Linked DNA regions of Homo sapiens: regions 1, 2 and 4 are each linked to region 3. The links are chromatin loops, found by intact Hi-C in ENCODE. Cell type or tissue: B cell. All regions are shown on one strand. Region 1 overlaps UBAC2 (UBA domain containing 2). Region 2 overlaps UBAC2 (UBA domain containing 2). Region 3 overlaps UBAC2 (UBA domain containing 2). Region 4 overlaps UBAC2 (UBA domain containing 2).

What was found. A loop is a pair of places that touch in the nucleus more often than their neighbours do. Peaks named below come from ENCODE experiments on the same cell type or tissue, not always from the same donor. Only the 100,000 strongest peaks of a DNase experiment are listed, where the experiment ranks them.
Region 1: a loop joins it to region 3, with 7 times the contacts of the local background. A loop is called at or near these places in 14 of 110 quality-filtered maps.
Region 2: it touches region 3 in a loop (3-fold over the local background); 10 of 110 quality-filtered maps call a loop at or near these places.
Region 4: it touches region 3 in a loop (5-fold over the local background); 25 of 110 quality-filtered maps call a loop at or near these places.

Annotation. Positions count from the first base shown.
Region 1 is chr13:99,280,124-99,285,123 of GRCh38, forward strand. The region is part of intron 4 of UBAC2 (UBA domain containing 2); the gene reads left to right. Among named protein-coding and RNA genes, the nearest start is that of GPR18, 24 kb to the left of the region's middle. In B cell, no CTCF peak of the experiment used is centred here; DNase peaks (open chromatin) are centred at 2,248 and 3,506; H3K4me3 peaks cover 2,107 bases; H3K27ac peaks cover 5,000 bases.
Region 2 is chr13:99,319,751-99,324,750 of GRCh38, forward strand. The region is part of intron 6 of UBAC2 (UBA domain containing 2); the gene reads left to right. Among named protein-coding and RNA genes, the nearest start is that of GPR183, 15 kb to the left of the region's middle. In B cell, no CTCF peak of the experiment used is centred here; DNase peaks (open chromatin) are centred at 1,121, 1,501 and 2,891; H3K27ac peaks cover 2,744 bases.
Region 3 is chr13:99,373,131-99,378,130 of GRCh38, forward strand. The region is part of intron 8 of UBAC2 (UBA domain containing 2); the gene reads left to right. Among named protein-coding and RNA genes, the nearest start is that of MIR623, 20 kb to the left of the region's middle. RefSeq lists an enhancer at 2,678-2,747. In B cell, no CTCF peak of the experiment used is centred here; DNase peaks (open chromatin) are centred at 1,731, 2,261 and 3,161; H3K4me3 peaks cover 2,301 bases; H3K27ac peaks cover 5,000 bases.
Region 4 is chr13:99,267,620-99,272,619 of GRCh38, forward strand. The region is part of intron 4 of UBAC2 (UBA domain containing 2); the gene reads left to right. Among named protein-coding and RNA genes, the nearest start is that of GPR18, 12 kb to the left of the region's middle. In B cell, CTCF peaks have their summits at 2,201 (motif pointing right) and 2,402; DNase peaks (open chromatin) are centred at 2,212, 3,122 and 3,999; H3K4me3 peaks cover 1,004 bases; H3K27ac peaks cover 2,733 bases.

The DNA.
Region 1 (5,000 bases), 93 kb before region 3:
ACTCCCCTAATTTTATCTACAAAGGAGATCTGGTCTTATTCCTTTACACCTTGAGAAATCTCCTATGGCTTCCTCCTGCTGTTTTATAAAGTTTAACTTGCTTGTGACACACCTCAGAGCTCCAGCCAATCTTCCCAGCCTCATTTTCTGTCATTCCTTCCTTGTACTCTGCATGTCAGCTAAATTGCATTACTCACTACTGCCTGTCACGCATACATCATTACAGATTTCTCTGGATTCATTTATTACGACAATTGTGGTTACAACATCCCTTCTCCCCTTTGCTTGACAAACTTCTACCAAGAAAACAAGGAGAACTTCAAGTGTCCCCTTGGGTAGCTCTGCTCCACGAAACCCTGCTCCAGCCAGAGTTGGAATTAACCTCTCCTTCCTTCTTGCTCCCAGTTAACTTTGTGCTTGTAAGTTATGTGAAACATTCATTACTTGAGATGGTAATTATTTACCTAATTGACCACTCTCTCAACTGGATGCTTTTGAAAGAGCAGGATCTTACTCTCTCTTACAGCTCCCTCAGCATGGAGTAGTGAAGAGTGTTCTTTAATACCAAAGGGACAAAGAAAGCTGACTGGGATCGGTCTGCCACATGCTAGTTGCTTCAGTTATTTTTTTGCACTAAATTATTGTGTCTCTGCTAATGTCCTTTTTCCTTTCTTCCTTCCCTCCCTTCTTCCTTCCTTCTTCTTTCCCTCTCTCTCTCTCTCTCTCTCTCTTTCTCACTCAGTAAGCTACCTCAAATCTGTTACTTAAGAGAAAAATGTAGGCTGGGCGTGGTGGCTCACGCCTGTAATCCCATCACTTTGGGAGGCCGAGGCAGGCAGATCACTTGAGGTCAGGAGTTTGAGACCAGCGTGGCCAACATAGTGAAACTCCATCTCTGCTAAAAATACAAAAATAAGCCAGGTGTGTTGGCGGGCACCTGTAATCCCAGCTACTTGGGAGGCTGAGGCAGGAGAATAGCTTGAACCCAGGAGGCAGAGGAGGTTGCAGTGAGATGAGATCACACCATGGTACTCCAGCCTGGGTGACAGAGCGAGACTCCATCTCAAAAAAAACAAAACAAAACAAAACAAAAAAAAACAACAGCAACAACAAAAAAGTATAAAAGTTGAATTTCACATTTGGGTTCAGTGATTTTTTTTTTTAAGGATTGAAATGTGGACTTATAAAATCATTTCCAGCATCTTACCTAAGAGAGAAGCATATAATCCATTCATTCTTATATTCACAAGATATCTCCTTTCTCAACCAAAAAGTTCTCACACTTTGGGCTCAGTTCAGTATTTGGGTGTTGGATACCATGTGTCCGGCATTGTACTTGGTACTATGTCACCTTGGTAGTCAGCAAGCACACGCCAGGCTCATCCCAGACACTCTGCAGGTGTGCCACTTTCTCTCCTTAGAACAGCCCTGGAAGGTGAGAACTCGCATCTACTTTGAGGAAACAGGCTCAGAAACCTTCAGCGCTATTTTCTATAAATTGATAAAAGAAAAATCATGATGTTAGAAGATACATAACAAGAGGAAGAGGCTTTTCTTGTCTCACTTATGTCTTGACATTGCCTGAGGACTGATTAGGAACTGAGATTGCCAATCATTTTAACAAGATTTTAGTAATGTTTGAAGATCTGTGCCTTCTGAATCAAAGTGGCGTGCAGAGGTACTTACCTTATGGATTGCTGGCTAATTGTGAAAGGAGACTCAGGCTTTTAACACTGCAGGAATTTCAAACTGCGGTCTCAGTGGCCAGAGTGTCTTACCAGGGAGCAGACCTAATGTATCCAGTTTAAAAGGGCGTGTAAGCTGTTGCCAGAAGTCTACATGAAGCCACATGATAAGTGATTTTGTATTTGAACATGAAGGGCAGTGGCATCATTGACCTAAGCTAGAGTTTCCTCACCCTCAGCACTTTTGACATTTTAGTTGCATAACCCTTTGCGGTGGGGGCGGTCCCGTGCACTGCAGGGTGGCTGGCAGCATCACTGGCCTCCACCCAGTGTATGCTGTTAGCAAAACCTCCTTTCCCCAGTCTTACCCCAGTCATGACAACTAAAAATGTCTCCAGATAATGCCAAATGACACTTGGGGGGCAAAATCACCCATGATGGAGAGTCATGACATGCATGATGCTGGGTGGTAGATAGAACCCTGGAAAGAGTTAGCCCACACCCTTGAGGAGCTCATGACCTAGGAAGCTTGTTGAGAACTTTTGACTAGGTAGAATATTTCTAGTAGTTGACTGAAATAGCTTTGGTTGAGGCTATTAGTAAAAATTTGTTTTAAAGAGGTTTAACATCTGTTTTCATTTCTGCTTTTCTGAGTTGCTTTGCTGCTCAATTCCTTTTATTTTAGCTGTCTTCCTCTTGGGACTTCAAACATTTGAGTGTGTCAAAATTTCCAGTCTAATAGGAAATATGTTTTGTTCAAAAAGAAATAAAGATATTTATAACTGTTGGGCTAGAATGATGGAAGTTTAACGCTGGTTAAGTGAGACTCAGGTAACAGACAGCAAAGGAGATACTTTAATAGTGAAGGGAACTTGAAGTCTGGTTGTATTCAAGATTCACTTCCTGTTCTTGTTTATCACTGGAAAGTTGCACCTTGTGAAAGATTTTAGATTTAGATCATTGTATTGTTCTAAGAAAAAAAATTCAAAATGCTAACCATGTCTTGGTAACTATAGCAAAATATACAGCACACAAAAATAATCTCATACCTGTCTTAGGGTTGGATTTTTTGGTATATGTTATGTGTTGAGTTCTGAAATATCTAATGTGCTTGAAATCTAATGTGCTTTTGTTATCTGAACTAAAGGAAAAAGGCTTTGTCAGTTACAAGAGAATAGGCATCCCTGTTTTGGCTGGATTGTTAGTTGAAGTAATAGAATGAATTCTGGCTGATTCAGCAGAAAGGGAATTTATTAAAGTAGCTCAGAGAATATTTAGGAAGGCAAATAATCAGTCATGGGTACACCAGAGCTAGAATCAACACTTTACAGTTCTCTCTCCTAAAATTATTTTGTTTACTTACTTAATGTTTAATATTGGCTTCTAGGATGTAGGATTCAGAGAGCAACTTGGTCTGTGTGGTTTTCAGCTGTTATTCCAGTGTGTAGAATAGCAGCTGGTTCATAGAGACACTTGATAATTATTTGCTGTATAAATAAATGACAATACCAAGGATAGGTTTGTTAATATCAGTGACAATATGAAGGAAAAATATGGAGTAACATTATGAAATGTTAACATTACGCATTCCATTTGGAGATTTTTTTTTGACAGCAGGATTTACCCTTTCTCTTAAGAAATCTTAATAAATTTATATTGAACAATTTTGTACCGTAGAGCCTTGTTTGACATATGTTCCTGATTTAAATGAATAGCCAGATTTAAATGAATAGCCACAAGCAGACTTGCAAGAGTAGATGTTGCTATTGCTGTGTTCTACATGAGAAAGCTGAGGGTCTGAGGATTGAGTCACTAAGTGACGGCTACTTAAGTGGCAAGCCTGGATGGAAACTCATGCCTGTCTGAATTGTGGCTCAGACATTTCCTTAATGCCTTAATGCCACCTTTTTTTTTTTTTTTTTTTTTTTTTTTTTTTTTTTTTTTGAGACTGAGTCTTGCTCTTTTACCCAGGCCAGAGTGCAGTGGTGCTATCTCGGCTCACTGCAGCCTCTGCCTCCCGGGTTCAAGCTATTCTCCTGCCTCAGCCTCCTGAGTAGCTGAAATTACAGGCGTGTGCCACCACGCCCAGCTAATTTTTGTATTTTTAATAGAGACGGTGTTTCACCATGTAGGTCAGGCTGGTCTCAAACTCCTGACCTCGTGATCTGTCTGCCTTGGCCTCCCAAAGTGCTGGGATAACAGGCGTGAGCCACCACGCCTGGCCAATGCCACTTTATTTTTAAAGGTAAAACAGTCTAGTTAATGGTCACTATAGCAGGAAGCAACTTGAGCATTTTAACTTGCCAGACTGAGGCTGTGTATTTCAACTTTAGCAATGTAAATGTCCAAAGACAACTTATATGATTGTATTCAAACTTTGCTGCTAAAATAAGAAGTACAAATAAACACACAATGCAAAGAAAAAAAGTTCCAATTGGGGGGAAGTGCCCCCATGAATGGGGCCTGAAGAAGCACTATATGACACTCCAGTTATTTAGCTATTACTTGTATTTTCATTTAATAGACTGAAGAAACTGCTGTTTCTTTTCAGTAGCTACCAAATGCTGCCACTTATGTTTTATACTTTTTGAAAATTTTAAAATAGTTCTGGTTTATAGAAAAGTTGCAAGGATAAAACAAAGAACTCCCATATACCCTAAAACCAGATGCCCCCGTTATTAACATTTTCCGCATTTGCTGTTATCATTTTCTCTCTACACAGTATTTTTTCTGAATCATTTGAAAGCAAGTTGTAGACATAATGTCCCTTTGACTCCAAAATACCATGAGTATGTATTACTTTATTCACATCTGGCAATTGTCCAAATAATGTCCTTTATGGCAAAAAGGAAAATCAAAATTCTAGTCCATCGTCTGGTTCAGTATTACATGTTGCATTTCATTGGTACATCCCCTTACTGTTTAATCCGGACTGTTCCTCAGTCTGTCTTGGGCGACCTTGGCATTTTTGAAGACTGTAAGCCAGGACTTACAGAAAACGATACATATTCTAAGGCTGCTGGAAAATTAAAGTTTGTGAAGGTGAAGCAGTAGATGAAAATAATGTGTAGTTTTCGTATTTCTCTTGGAATAACATTTTATAACTTTTTCATGAAAAATTTCAGTGACACAAGCAGAGAGAATAAAATGAGCCCTATTACCCAGATTCAGTAATTAACATTTTTGCTATCCTCTTTCCATTCCCTGGCATTTTAAAAGTATTTTGAAGCAATTTCCAGACATCATAATATCATATTTCATATTTCAGAAAGCTCTAAAATGGCATTTCTTATATAACCATAATGTTACCTTACC
Region 2 (5,000 bases), 53 kb before region 3:
TCCTGGGGTTAGACTGATTCTCTGGGACACAGGTGCCAGACTCCCCCAAGTCTAGGCTCACCCAGTTAGAACTGTTGCGTGACTGAGGAAGACTTAACCAGCCTGAGAACAGCAAAGAAGGAGCTCATTGCTTTGATCATGAGAGATGCCTGAGGATGTACTGTTTGTTCCATGGCATATTTGTTTCACTTAGCAGTAATGGTTTTGAGTTCTGTTTTAAATATTTTCCAAAAGCATTCAAATATTGAAGTACCTTATTGTATACGATTTCATTGTGTTAGTTACTATTAATTCTTTTACTCTCCATATTTGTCCCCTTCCTTAGTAACTCTTATGTGACTCAGTTTTTTAAAACACATTCCATTTTCTTTCTTTATTCTTTTTTTAGACTCCTAGCTTTAAGTGCCTGCTGTCTCCTCAGAAAGTTGCATTGTGTGACATTCAGTGCACTAAAATTGGAGGTTGCATTTTTCATCTCTTTATAGTCTTTTTAAAATCTAAAATTATATGTTATGATTATAGTCTTTTCCGGTACACATGTTTAACAGGTAGTGGGGTACCTGTTTTAACTTTTTAAAAGGAATCAGACGTTTAAAATAAAATTCTTGACCAAAAAAAATCCCTTGTTTCAGAAGGGTGAATAGAATTACAGTGTGTTTGGAATATAATTCAAAGATAATGTAGCATTTTAAAGAACCCTACTAATAATAAACATTTCTGAGCCTTTTACAGTCATTGATTCAGCCAAAGTTACCGGCCTTCTACTATGACAAAAAATCTGATAAATCTTCATATTAACCTTGTTCTTTATTACTATTTTACCATAATTAGATGACTGTTTATTTAAAATAATTAATATTCATGAATCATGGCCAGTTTTCCTATGTTCCTATACCATAAATGTTGGTGCTTGTTTTGAACCTAAGGAACATTTTCTTTCTTTGTCTAGAAAATTCTCATTTTTATTATGAAATATTTACTGTGATGTGGCATACTTTAGATAAGGAAGATTGTAAAAGACAATATCAGTATTATTTGTGAGTGTTTGATTTACACACCACTGACTATAGGATCCAAGCCTGAGATTCACAAAGCCACAGTCTGCCTATTCCAGATGTCTCTTGCTCAACATGACTTCCCCTCTTCCTTTATAGATCAAGTGACTTCCCTTTTTGGGGAGATATTTATGCTAAATAAAATACTAACAAAATAAAATTCTTACTATGCAAAAGAAATGCACAGATAATTATAATTATAGATGATATTCAGTGTTTTGGGGAATGTTACAAAACCTGTTGATGAGATTTCACATTTTAGTATTGAAACCAGTAATTCACTTAACCATGTGTGTTAAGCAATGATTTTATTTCATTCTGGCAATTAATGTGGTTTTTAAGAAAAAGAGTATTTTTTAAACAAAGATATTTGTATGAAACATGAGTAATTTGTTATTTGCTGTCATAGAAACCAAAAACTTTACTCATGCTTTTCTGGAAAGCTGCCAACTTTGGATTGAGCTTATTTTATTTAGCTAGGTACTGGTTGATTTATTTTGTTTAGGCTAGCTTTTTTGTTTTGGAGACAGGCTCGCTGTGTCACTCAGGCTGGAGTGTAGTGGCATGATCTTGGCTCACTGCAACCACTGCCTCCCGGGTTCAAGTGATTCTCGTGCCTCAGCCTCCCAAGTAGCTGGAATTGCAGGTGCACGCCACCAAGCCCGGCTACTTTTTTTGTATTTTTAGTAGAGACGAGGTTTCACCATGTTGGCCAGGCTGGTCTCGAACTCCTGACGTCAGGGGATCCATCTGCCTCAAAGTGCTGGGATTATAGGCGTGAGCCACCGTGTCTGGCCTAGGCTAGTTTTTAATCTCTCCTCGGTGTCCCTTATTCTTGCATAATTATAGATGTCTTTGAATATATAACTTTAAAATATTCCACTGATTAAAATAGAAGGTTGATAAATTATGTCAGTACAGTATTTTACTAGGTAAGTTGACCACTTTTTATCTTCAGTGATATCACAGAAAATAACTAAATCATTTTTCTGAGTTGAGGGAAGACAGTTTTTAGCTTACAGGAGCAATAGTAAGTTAGTTTGCCCAGGATGGCTGTCAGACCTCAGTCCTATTTTGTTATCCAGTAGAGACTCCAGCTGCTGCCCAGGAAAGGTGAGGGGGATTCTCTTGTACTTAAAGATGACTGTAAGATTATTCACATGTATCATTGATAAATGTTTTTGTGTTACCTTTTTCCTCATTTGACAGTTCTGATTTTTAATGCAAACATTTAGTATTTAAAATAGGACTTTTCATGAAATGTTGCAAAATTGTAATTGGAAAGCTTGGCTATTACAGCCAAGTGACATATATCAGTTTAAACAAATACTTCAACATTTCAGTGACCGTATCAACTGTTCTTCTAGATGTCTGGTGAGAGACCTTCAAAAATTGAAGTCAGTCTTTACATATTCATAATTCCACTAATTTTCTTACACATTAATACTTTTCCTTAAAGCATTGCTTACTTACTGAACTTCATTTAAATTCTTCTTGTGGTTCTGCAGAGAGCTTTTGAGCCATCTACATCTCAGAACTTCTTCATTTTCTACAGTTTTATGAATCATAGTACTGAGTCATTACCACAGGGATGCACCCTAATTCTCAAAAGCCGAGGTCTCAGGACTGATCTGATTCTGGCATGATTAAAATAGAAAGAGCCTTCTTTTGCCAATTTTCTTTTTACAGTTCACACATTTATCTTTACTTGACCCTCTTTTAAGCTGTTTGAGAGTGAATTAACAGGCCTATATTCCTCAGACTTCTCCCTTCAACGCAGCCCTTCACTGTACCCATTTCCTGCATTCGTTACTTGTCATGTACAGTATATCAGACTTTGATTATCTCTGATCCAGCAGCCTTAGTGTGGAAAAAAAACAATCTGTTACACCCAAAAGTAAGATTTGGGACTTCAAATGTGGTCTGAGTTTGGATTGTTTTCTGTAAGGAGTGGGGATCTTTAAAGCACTTCAAGAAGAAACACTTTACGATGGTGCAAGATTACAGAAGCCTTATCAGGGTTCGTAGATCATAGGACAGGGGTAGGGAAAATGAGCCATCTGGAGGGAGTCAAGACAGCGCATTTGCGGGCTGTGATTTGCCTTTCTCTCTTCCCTCTGTAGTACTTTTAAAGACAAACAAAAAAACCCAAACCACTGTCTTAAAGTAACTGTGAACAAATGGAAACAGCATAACCTGCTGTGGAAGCATAAGCATCTTTAGAGTATGTTTTGAGGCCCTGGCCTGCTTCTGGGCGAGGGATGGTAGGTGTGAGTTCCTCTGCGCCGCCTTTGCTTGTGCCCAGCTCTCTCTTCTCTCCGTGCTTCCTTTTCTCCTATTTAACCTTTTTTCCCTTAGATTGCTTCTCCATTGACCAAAGAGTGGTATAGGTAGCAGCTCAGATAACTCCTCTGATGCACAAGCCTCCCAGTTAAACTTACTTTAGAGATTTGGATTATTTTCTAGTAGTTCATTGAAAATGAGGACAGGAACTGCAAAGAAAAATCAAGGCTAACCAGATACAGTGGCTCATGCCTGGAATCCCAGCACTTTGGGAGACTGAGGCAGGTGGATCGCTTGAGCCCAAGAGTTCAACACCAGCCTGGCCAACATGGCAAAACCCTGTTTCTACAAAAAACAAACAAACAAACAAACAAAAATTTCAAGGCTGACCAAAGCCATGAGGGTGATGGGACTTGTGAAAGGACCACATGTAGAAGTTGAAGACAAGTAGCAGGTTCTTAAGAAGCATCCAAATTTGGAGGGTGCCTTATAATTAAAATAGCAAGTGTGATGTCAGTGCTTGTCCAATGTACACCCCACACACACTCACATTCACGTTGACTCATCCATATACACTCCCTTTTCTCCTTTTTCCTCCCTCCCTCTCTATGCTACCTTTCCCACTCCTGACCACAGGGAGCCAGGACTAACTGGAAGAAGCCTTCTATTAATATATTCTTCCTTGTGGCAATTGCAACTCAGGCCCAGGATGACAAATGGTGTCTTAGGCCATTGTTAACACAGGGAGGTAGCGACCAGTTGACGTGTGATTTTTAAATGCTCAGTGCAGAATAAATGAAATGATGCCATTGTCTTAATAAAGCTGGCAGATAGAATTGCCTTATAAAATTTATAAAAATAGCTATAAAATTTTATTATTGCAACTTATGTTCTACCTGTAGGCAAAAATCTAGCCTCCTTTCAAAATGCGACCTCCTCACCTACCCCTGTCACTTCTGTGAACCATACACTCCAACTACACACAATCCATTCCCAAACATCCACTTTCAGGATTCTGTATGATTGTGCAAACAAGTATTTTTCTTTAACAAACACACAGCACTTAGTATGTACCAGACACTTGTGGTAGATTTTTTACTCTAGTATTTTTGTTTGTTCAAATATATTTGGTCAAAATATGTTCTGCCCCTCTCTACTGAAGCCCTCCCTATAGGGCCTCTGCATGCCCTGTTGACATCAGGTTTTGTTGTTTGACTTACACTAGCCACTAAAATATGAACAGCAGTGACAAATGCTTCATCCAAGCAGAAGCTTGAAGAGCCACTGCCTGGTTCCACCATTGCTCTGTCCCCTTTGCCATGAGAAAAGCAGGGCCCGGAGAGGGGCAGCTCCTCAGACTCCAGAATGAAGAAGTCAAATGGAGCAGGGCTGTACCAACATGTAGCATGAACAGGAAAGAAATCTTTGTTATAAGCTACTGAAATTTGATAATTTGTTACCACAGTATAACTTAGAAAAAGCTGACTAATAGTACTCTTTTCTAAGCACTTTACAAACATTATTTTAATTAGCCCTCATAAAAACCTGAGGAACTACGGAATATTCTCCCTATTATAGATGAAGAAACTGAGGCACAGGGAAATTAACTACAGTCATGCACTGCGTAACAACGTTTTGATCAACAACAGAGTGCGTATTCAG
Region 3 (5,000 bases):
TAATAAGTATATCCATTATTCCATCTCTCTCTTTTTTATTGTTTTTTTTTTTTTTTTTAAACAGGTATCTTTATACTACTATGACCCATACTCAAAATTAACAAATGATTAAATTTTTCTCATATTTGCTTCTGATTTTTTTAAAACCAAAGGGGGAAAAACTCATCAAGTGTATCTCTTCTGACCCTCCCAAAGCTTAGAAAATGACTGTTAGGTAAAATCAGACAAGAAAGTTAAATAAGACTAGACCAAAGCTGGGATTTAACAAAAGGAAGATGAGCAAATTTCAGCTTCCTCTCTTCGATTCATGTCTTTCTTTCCTTTAGCTGACAGTGACCAGCTGTCTGCTCTGCACCGGGGCTAAGCGCTGTGCTGAATTCTGAAAACACTAAGATGGATAAGGCGGAATGTCCTGCCCTGAGGAGCTGTGAGCCCAGGGCAGGGAAACAGGTGGACAAAGAGCTTGTGGAAGTGTTCGGGTGCTGCTGAGGCCAAGAAAGGCCGTCAGGGCAGTGGTGTTGCAGAGGAGGGGCCTGAAGACAAGTACATGGGAGGTGGGGAGCCACGGATGGGTGGGCTGGAGTAGAGGGGACTGGAGGGCCGGGGCACTTCTTGGGATTCTAGAAGCTGGACAGAAAGGAGGCCAGACAGGCTCGCCAAGGGTCTGATGTGTGGCATGTGGTTATACTCTAGACACCAAGGAACCATGCGGGATCTTACACAAGAAACACCATCATTGGGTTTCCCAAGAGGATGGACTGGACACAGAGGAGGGGGCAGGTTATAATCTTATAATTTTCTCTATCCAGGCCCAGGAAACATGGTGCAACTGCCCAGACAAGAGATGTTACCATTTGGTGCATTAATATTAATAATACATTTATAATGCATGTCAAACGACAGAATTACAGCAAATTTAGTGACAGATCTATTTGGCTTTTATTTGCAACTTATGAATTAGTGCAGCCTCCATTCTACAAAACAGAATGTGAGCTCCCGCCAGGCAGTACTGGAACAGTGCATTTTGTAAGAAGGAAACAGAGCAATAGAAAAATAACTGATAGGTTAACATTGAGTTACTTCAGGTTGCTTTTTTTTTAAGGGTTAAAGCAGAGGGGAGTTCCTTATTATGCTGACTTGTGTAGTCTGGGATCTCCTATTTTTAGAAAAAGCAGGTCTTCTTGTTTTGGGATCTGTCTGCTTCCTTAAAGTTTCAATTTGATTGTGTGGCATTTAGCATGAGTGACTCCATTTAGTTTGGTCTTCTGGTTTGTTGGAGCCCAAAACAATGGCGTCCCATAATTTTGGTCAATTCACATGACACGTCGTGTGGATTCTGTTTATGTCTCTGAGATATCCATTAGCCCAAGTAGAGAGAATGGCTTTAAACCCACAAGGTGCTTTCACTCTTAGCTGATAAATAGCAAAATGTATTTAGTATTAGAGAATCTAAATCTTAATGAGGCTGTCTCCTCTCTTCTCATCTCAGGAATCCTTACCACTGTCTCCAGAAAACCCACCGAAACTCCTAAAATGCTCACCTTCTGAAAGCAGGGCTCTAATATTTATTGGTTTTGAGACACATCTCGTGCTTCTGCTCTGAGTAGCCAAGCATGGCAGCACATTGGGTATTGGGTTAGCCTCCCATGGCGTCTGGTCTCCCTGTGGACAGCGAGCTTCCTGAGGGCTGGGGCCATGTCTGCCTTGTTTGCTACCCTATGAAAAGCCTGATACACACAGGTGCCCCAGCATCGGTCGGAGAAGGGTTGAACACGAAGGTGTGGCCAGTAAACTTCCCTTTCAGAACTCTTGTTTTCACATAAAAAATGTGCTAGAGAGTGGTATTATGCCAGGTTTTTCCATTGCTTGCTCTAGTAGATTGGAAATACGTTTTCTAACAAGATCCCAAAGTTAGATGTGTTACAATGAAATACTAGATGGTACTCAAATAGTAACCAACTTTTGTGGGGTGTCTCATTCTGCTGGGTGCTCTGAGAGATGTACACAAAGGAGCTCAGCCAGCCTTAACTAAAGACCTGCTCCATACAAGACCCTGACGAGGCTCTAGACACAGTTGGTCTCAGAGCAGCCCAGAACGCTGGCAGGGTCTGTAATAACCAGAAACCTGAGTTCAACCAAGAGATGTGAAAGGAGGGGGGATCTGCAGTTCTCCCAAGGAAGAGAGTGGTCAGACAGGGAGAGGGGGGTGGGGGCTGCACTGCCTTGCAAGGGTCTCGGCCATGCGTCAGCATGGGGGTGGGCAGCTGGTGCCAACAGGTAACCGGTGCCAGTTGCTATGACAGCAGTGGGCGAGGCAGGCCCAGCACATCTGGGCTCCCCCAACAGGGTGTGCATGCTACCCTGCACCCAGTGTGAGCTCAGGATCGGGTGGGGGCCGTCTTCAGGTGGGCATCGCTTTCTGCAAGCGTCAGAATATGGGAAGTAAAAACCCAAAAAAAACATTTGTTTTTGACGCACTTAGCTAAAAGGGAAGTTAAAGAAAACCACACTCTAGTTTGAATAAACCAAAAGGAGTCTTTCACTGAGGGGAGTTGCTAGAAATCTCATTGGAATGAATGTCCCATTTTACTTATGTCAAAGAGGAGTTGAATTGCAAGTAAAATACCAAAGTGGGATTTCATTTATTTTCTTTTCTCTTTTCCTTTTTCCCTTTTTTTTTTTTTTTTTTTTGAGACATGGTCTTGCTCTGTATCCCAAGCTGGAGTGCAGTGGTGCTATCATGGCTCACCGCAACCTCGACCTCCTGGGTTCAAGCCATCCTCCCAACTCTGCCTCCTGAGTAACTGGGACTACAGGCACATGCCACCAAGCCCAGCTAATTTTTTTTTTTTTTTTTTTTGGTAGAGACAAGGGTTGCCCAGGCTGGCATTTTCTTAAATGAGAATTATCTTGAGGTAGTAGGCACACACATCCCAATCATAGATGTTTAAAAATAAAAAATAAGGAAAGAGAAACTGGTACAGATTTATTTCCATCTCTAGGGTGTTTTCCTCATTCAGTGGGTTCTCTGAAAAGCACATTATTAGGGAATGTATTCCATCTTGCTCTCCTTTGGAACATTGTCAGGTGACAGTGACAGTGCTCTTGTGGCAACGCCTATTTCTGTCATGCTCCCCTGCCTTGGTCAGCCAGCCATGTGGAAGTGTCACACCAGGGCTGGTGAAGGGCTGCTGACGCCTGTGGTTCAGAAGCTCGTGACGAAAGGCAACTGATGGAGTCACACCTTGCTCCACTGGGGCACCCTGGACACCTCCAAGAGGGTCTTCATCCCTGTGGGGGCTCTGGTGGGGCACCCTGGACACCTCCAGAGTGGGTCTTCATCCCCGTGAGGGCGGAGCTGGAGTTTGCCATTGCCACAGCACCAGCTGCACCTTGGTGTCCTCTGAGTAGCCTTATCTCTGCTCCTCACCTCTGGAAGTCAGGTTTCCTGTTACGGAAAGCAGGCTCTGGATGTTACATTTGGGGAATGTTAGTGTCTAGAAATAAGAAATAAGTAGATGTGGAAGACAGGAAAGCAAAGCATGCTGGAGGCGAACCCAACTAGAGCTGGCTTCTCAATGAAGTTAGAGGAAGGAATCATTTCGATTTGGGGGCTAGAAACCAAGCTGCACTCTAATCTGATATTTTGTGGTGAGGATTTTTAGGCAGAAACTTCTTGTGATGCCTGAGCAGGAGGAAGGTACTCGCTGTGCTCTGAGATGGAGAGGGAATGTTGAAAGAACACCTTTTTAGAAAATTTCTTTGAGACATTTTTAAAATTTTCCAGACCAATGAATGACTGCAAGCCCATGAAGCCAACACTGACGAAGTTGCAGTATGCAGCGCCGTGCCTCGCCTCGCCTCGCCTCACCATTGCCTCCACTCACGCCAGAACAAGTGTCTATCCTAGCACAGTCTTTTCCAGAGTCTCAGTGTCCTACCAGCATTCTCATTTTGTCCTCCACATGTTTATTGGTCACTTTTGATCTTCACATTCAGCCTTCTCTAACTGGTGCTGGGCACCGGGTGTGTCAGGCTCTGTGTTGGGGGGAAGCAAGCCAGGCCTGGTGCCAGCCCTCAAGGGAGCTCACCGTCTATGAGGGAGACCAGATCCATGCAAGGCCCTAACCCAGTACCCAACTCATGCAAGTACCTAGTGCCAGTCCTTAGAGCAGAGGAGACCTGTAAACATTCATTCCTGTACTTTAACAACTTGACATCAGGAGATTTTACATTGAAACTTTCTCTTCCTGTGGATGTTAGATCGGATCAGGTGCTCATGGTGAGTTCTGATGCTTCTCATCCCAGTAGCTGGACTACAGAGACAGGAAGCAGCCTGCAGAGAAAATGAAGTAGTCCAGGGTTTCAGTGTGAGTTAATGTGTGTTGTGGCTAAAATGTGGTGCTTTCGATAGGGAGAGAGATGGGCTGACCATCTATAATACCATTATTTATATAGTCATCAGAGTTGTGTATTTGCTAAACTTTATAAATACATAAAGTGTATTTTAGAACAACACAGTCTTTTTGTTAGAATGTTATGCTCACCATTTAAAAAGATTGTTCCTGTCTTTCTGACTTCTTTAGGGCCCACCACACACCTGGCCCCGCTGCCCTCCATAGGAGAATAGTGGTCCTGAGAGGTCATGTTTATTGAGCGCTGGTCATGTGCCCGTCACTGTTCTGGGCTTCTCACATGCATCCCTCTCATCTCCCAAACTGCGAGGAAACAGAGAGTCAGAGCCTGGTCCCCTGCATGTGGTCACACGGGGCCAACTCCAAAGCTCGGGTCTCCCTGCCACCCTGCGCTGGAGTCAGACCTAAGACAGCATGCAGCTTCCCCTGCATTTTTATTTCACGGAAGCATGAACCTGGTTTTCTGTCCCTACAAGTTGAGTATCCCTTATCCAAAATGCATGCTGCTCTAGTCCTTCAGTAAGCCCATCACATATTTTCTCTGTGTCGTCTGTAGACACTTTTTCTGCAGCGTTAGCATCATCT
Region 4 (5,000 bases), 110 kb before region 3:
CTTGCTACTGCTGCTTTCTTATGCTCTGAAAGGTATCTGCCTTTATTATTATAGTCATTTGAAATTGAAAGAGTAACATTTATCTTTTTGTAGCATTCTTGGTCCCTGCTGTTCTGATTAATATTTTATCAGTGATAAAAAATACCAAAATATAGTGTGTTTGCTCATCAGATTTGCAAATTACAAAAACTAGGAGGATATTTCAGTAATGGTGGAGGCTAAGCTTCTGTAACAAACCGCTGACACAGTGGCTCAAAGAGCGCAGATGTTCATTTCACTTTTGTAACCACCCTGTGGGGTAGGCAGGCTCTGTACCGGTAAGTCGTCAAGGGCCTGGTCTGGTGGAGCACCTCTGCTTTCCTCAACATGTGCCTTCCAAGGAGGCTCCATGGCTTCTGCTTCCAGCTGGTGTGGAAGAAAGAAGGGGCATGCAGGAGGAGGGATTGCCTTTCCCCAGGTGCCTTCAAGGTTGCAGATGTCACTCCTGCTCCCAAACCATTGGCAAGAACTTGGTCACGTGGCCACACCTAATCACAGGGAGGCTGGGAGATGTAATCTTACCTGGGCAGTTGTGTCCCTGGAGATAAGGGAACAGTGGGTTTTCGGGGAGCTGCTAGCAGTCTTCTCAGAAGAACAATAGCTCTAACACATTAGCTGCCTCAGCAAGCTGGAGTTTTGGGCTTTATAGTCAAAATATGAAACATAGAAGGAGGCCAGGCATGGTGGCTCTCACCTGTAATCTCGGCATTTTGGGAGGCCAAGGCAGGCAGATCGTTTGAGTCCTGGAGACCATCCTGGGCAACATAGCAAAACCTTGTGTTTACATAAAATACAAAAAATTAGCCAGGCGTGGTGGCATGTGCCTGTAGTCTCAGCTACCTAGGAGGCTGAGGTGGGAGGATCACCTGAGCCTGGAGGGCCGAGGCTGCAGTGAGCCATGATCCTGTCACTGCACTCCATTCAGCCTGGGCTACAGAGTGAGACTCTGTCTCAAAAAAAAAAAAAAAAAAAAAAAGAAACACAAAAGGTAAAGAAGGTAAGAGAGAGAACATTAGGTCTTTCTCTTGAGTCTTAAAAATCAGCTGTAGAGGCACTGAATGATAGAGTTGTTTGGCTTGTGAAATGGCATCATGGAGTGACTGCCAGTTGACACTAATATGCCCCTAGATGCCATTTGTAGGATTACAGGGAAACAAGGATGTTGCTGGTGGTCCAGGTTGGCATCAGGATGGGGTGGAGATGGAGATTGGCCATGGGAGAAACAGGTGGAGAACAGGCATTGCTTACCCCAGAGAGAAGAAACTGGGGCAGAACTGTCTTCCACTGTTGAAAGGGCTGCCCAGTGAAAGAGGAGTTAAATAAGGGGGGAATGGCCTGTGGTGAATGAAGACCACGGGGACATGCTACGGGATATAGCTTTGGGCTTGGCATAAGGAGTAACTTTGCAGCACTCACTGTCTCAAGATGAGGTGATCTCCCTTGGGAGCTGCTGAATTTGACACTGAGGATACTCAGGCTGTGGCTGGGAGAGTGCGAGGCAGGGGTGTTGCAGGAAGTCCACTCATTGGTAGGTACCACAAATGGAGTGCCTATGAAATCCCTTTAAACCGTGAGCATTCTGTGGTTTAAATGAGCTATATTCTGATTCTGTGCTCTTCTTTATTGTGAGATTCATAAGTAGGCTTAGAGAACTAGAGAAATTAATTGGAGTCCAGCCAAGGGACCGCATTTCCCAGGATGTTCTGTGCAGCCTAGTACTGGTACAGCAGAACTTGTTCCAGGACATAATTCACTGCAATGTAGAGTTATTATTATATTTCTCAAATTCTGTAATACAAAGAGGTTTGATATTTTTTCTATATAATCTAAGTGATTGATTTTTTGCTTTCTTATAAGCAAGGGGTATTTTTAAATTTTGAAGTACGTACTTCCAGAAAGTCTTTATAAATACTTAAAGAGGAATAGAATGAGAAAATCCTGACACCATTAAGGTAAGAGCTAAATAATGAGTTGGTAGGGTGACATATTTGAAACATTTATAAAATAAAATATTCAAAATAAATTACATTTTTCATATTATTACTACGAATTCTTACAGAACTTCAATCTAGACTGTAAGCTTCCATGTTAAAGCTGTTTTCCCCTTTCTGAAATGAGCATGCTCAGCAGTTCAGTAGGCATTGCCTGCAGTAACACTGCACTAGATGGCAGTGTTACATAGAACTTGATAAAAGCTTTAACTCCTCTAAAATAAGTTATTAAATGGGGATCATATGGTGAAACATTTTTGTAATAAATAACAGAATGGTATTATACTTTATACAAACACCTTTAACAGTTTGATACCCTGTGACTATTTCATAAAGGCGTGTGCTGTAGTTAGAATTAAAAACTGGTATTGTGTATGTGTGTTAATTTTTCCTAAACAACACAATAAAGTATTTTAAACACCACTGGTATAGCAATTGTGAAACTCCTATGATGTAAACCTAAGAATGATTTTTAGTTCTGATTATTCATGGGCTCAGCTCAGCACAGTTCCAAATTTTAACTACGTAAGGTGAGGCAACACACTACTTGGCCCTAATAGTAACATTAAAGAAAAAAATAATCATTATCTGAAAATTATTGAGCTAATCAAAGAGAATTGTAAGCAGATATTTTTATCAAGGGCATATGGTAATATTGTTTGCCATTTTGTGTCTCTTTGAAGTCTTATATGAACCACAGACTGTTTTCACTAGAATGCACATGTATGTAAATGTTAATAAGAAAATAATTGGAATTTAGCAGAGGTGAATATTATGGTCACATTTATAGTCATCAGCTTTTGTCTTCCTAAATAATGCTCCTTAGCTAATTCTTGGGCACAGATCAAGTGTTAGATTTTAATTACTACTTTTTACATTTCTATATCAATGTCCAAGATTATAGTGGTATCAACAACAAGTAGAATATTTTCAAAACCCAGAAAGTAAGTAAGTAGGGAACGAGAGTTTGTACTTAGAAACATAGTTAGATAGAAATTGATGGTTGATGGTGTGGACATGCACATGAGTTCTGAAGAAGAATAAAAATAAGGAACAGGAAGCTGAACTGTAAAAGATGATTTTCAGTACATTGCGTACTTTTATTAACTTAGAAAATATGCTAATCTTTTATGGTAAATTATGGAGGAAGTCAATTTCAGTCATGTTTTAGGAGAAGAAAGAATTTCCAAAGTGAGGAAGAGAATAGCTTGACACTTCCTTGTATAAAGTAGCCACTTAGTAAATGTTTGGGTATTTATGCATGCATGAATGAATGAGAGAATTCTACCTCATATTTTACAAGAGCAATCGGCTCTTTTCTGATTTCCCCAATCTTTTTGCATTCTCTTTTCCTCTTGTTAAATTATTTGTTGAGCACCTACTTTATGATAAGCCTTGTTCTGGGCTCTGAGGATCCTGCACTGATCAAAGCAGACAAAATCTTTGTCCTCATCGACTGTACATTGTAATTGAGGGTAAAAGACAGTAAACAAAATAAAAATTTGTAATATATATATGCCAGATCATGATCTGTGTTGTACAAAACTAAATAAACTAGGGAAGGGAATGCCAGGGTGTGAGTGGGATTGCAGTTTTAATAATTCTAGTAAGGAAAAGCTTCAGAAATCAGGTAATATTTGAGCAAAGACCTGAAGGGGTCAAGGTGTGAGCTATGTGGAGATATTGGGGAAAGTATTCCAGATATCAGAGACTGCCAGTGCCAAGGCCCTCAGGTGGAGATGGGACCATCCCGTACGTGGACAGCTGGAGCAGAGTGATGGGGGGATGGGGTGTGGGAAGATAGCAGGAGATGAGGCCAGGGAGGTAAGAGTGGTCACTGTCCTGTCAGGCCATTGTACTAATTTTGGCCTTTAATCAGGGCATTCGGGAGCCATTGCATGATGCTTTGGGAGATGAAGTCATGTTGGCCTGTGCTTTCTTTTCATTGTTTCCCATTCTTTTTTAAAAAAGCACTTAATCATTTTATACATACTTAGAGTTTTTAAATTGTTTTTCACTTCTGCTTCTCAGGTTATCAAATTCTCCCTCAGGGTAGTCTGTTGTTTCTTAGAGTTTTAATTTTTTATTGTGAACTCATTTTCAGTGGTTTCATTTGCTCTTCGAGTCCCCATGTCCCCCAGCTCACAAAAGTATCTCTGTTGAGGGATTTTGTGTTTACTACTGCTGGGTCCTGAGGGGTTTTTGTTGCCTGGATTAGCTTTTATATTATTTTCTTACCTTAGAGCTCCCAGACCATTCAAGTGGGGGTAAATCTAGGCCACAAATTCAGGTATGATGTTGGCCTTAGATTTTAATTTTTTGTTAGGACTGTTTGATCTTTTTGTTTCCAAGGCTTTTAATGTAAGCTAACTTTCTTTGTTGTTTCAGCAGACTATAAATGGAATATTTTTAGTCTTCTCTCTAAAAGACAGTGATCTTTGATGGTCTGGGCTCAGTCCCAGCTCTCTTTCCTTGAGCTGCTTAAGGTCACCTCTTTTAGCTCTACTAGACCTAAAAATCCCAGCCCTCAACTCCAGGGGCTTGTATCTAGGTCAAGTGCCTTGTGGGCCACTAAAGCAGCCCATATTTTAATTTCTATCTTTGTTTCTGATATCTGGGTTCATTAGAGAAATTTTTAAGCATGTATAAGAAAGGAGAGAACACTGTAATGAACCCCATGTTTCAACATCACCCACTTTCAACACTGATCAACTCATGGCCACCTTGTTTTATCTATATCCTTAATCTTAAGCCATTCTCATGGGCCTGTGACAGACTCTCTTTGGCATATAAACCCAGGAGCAGGAATGTAGGGTCATAGGATATATGAGTGTCTTAGTAAACTCGTGCTGTCATAGAGTGGGTGGCTTACACAGAAATTTATTTTCTCACAGTTTTGGAGGCTAGAAGTCCAAGATCAGGATGTTGGCATGGTCAAGTTCTGGTGAGGGCCTGCCGTCTTCCTGACTT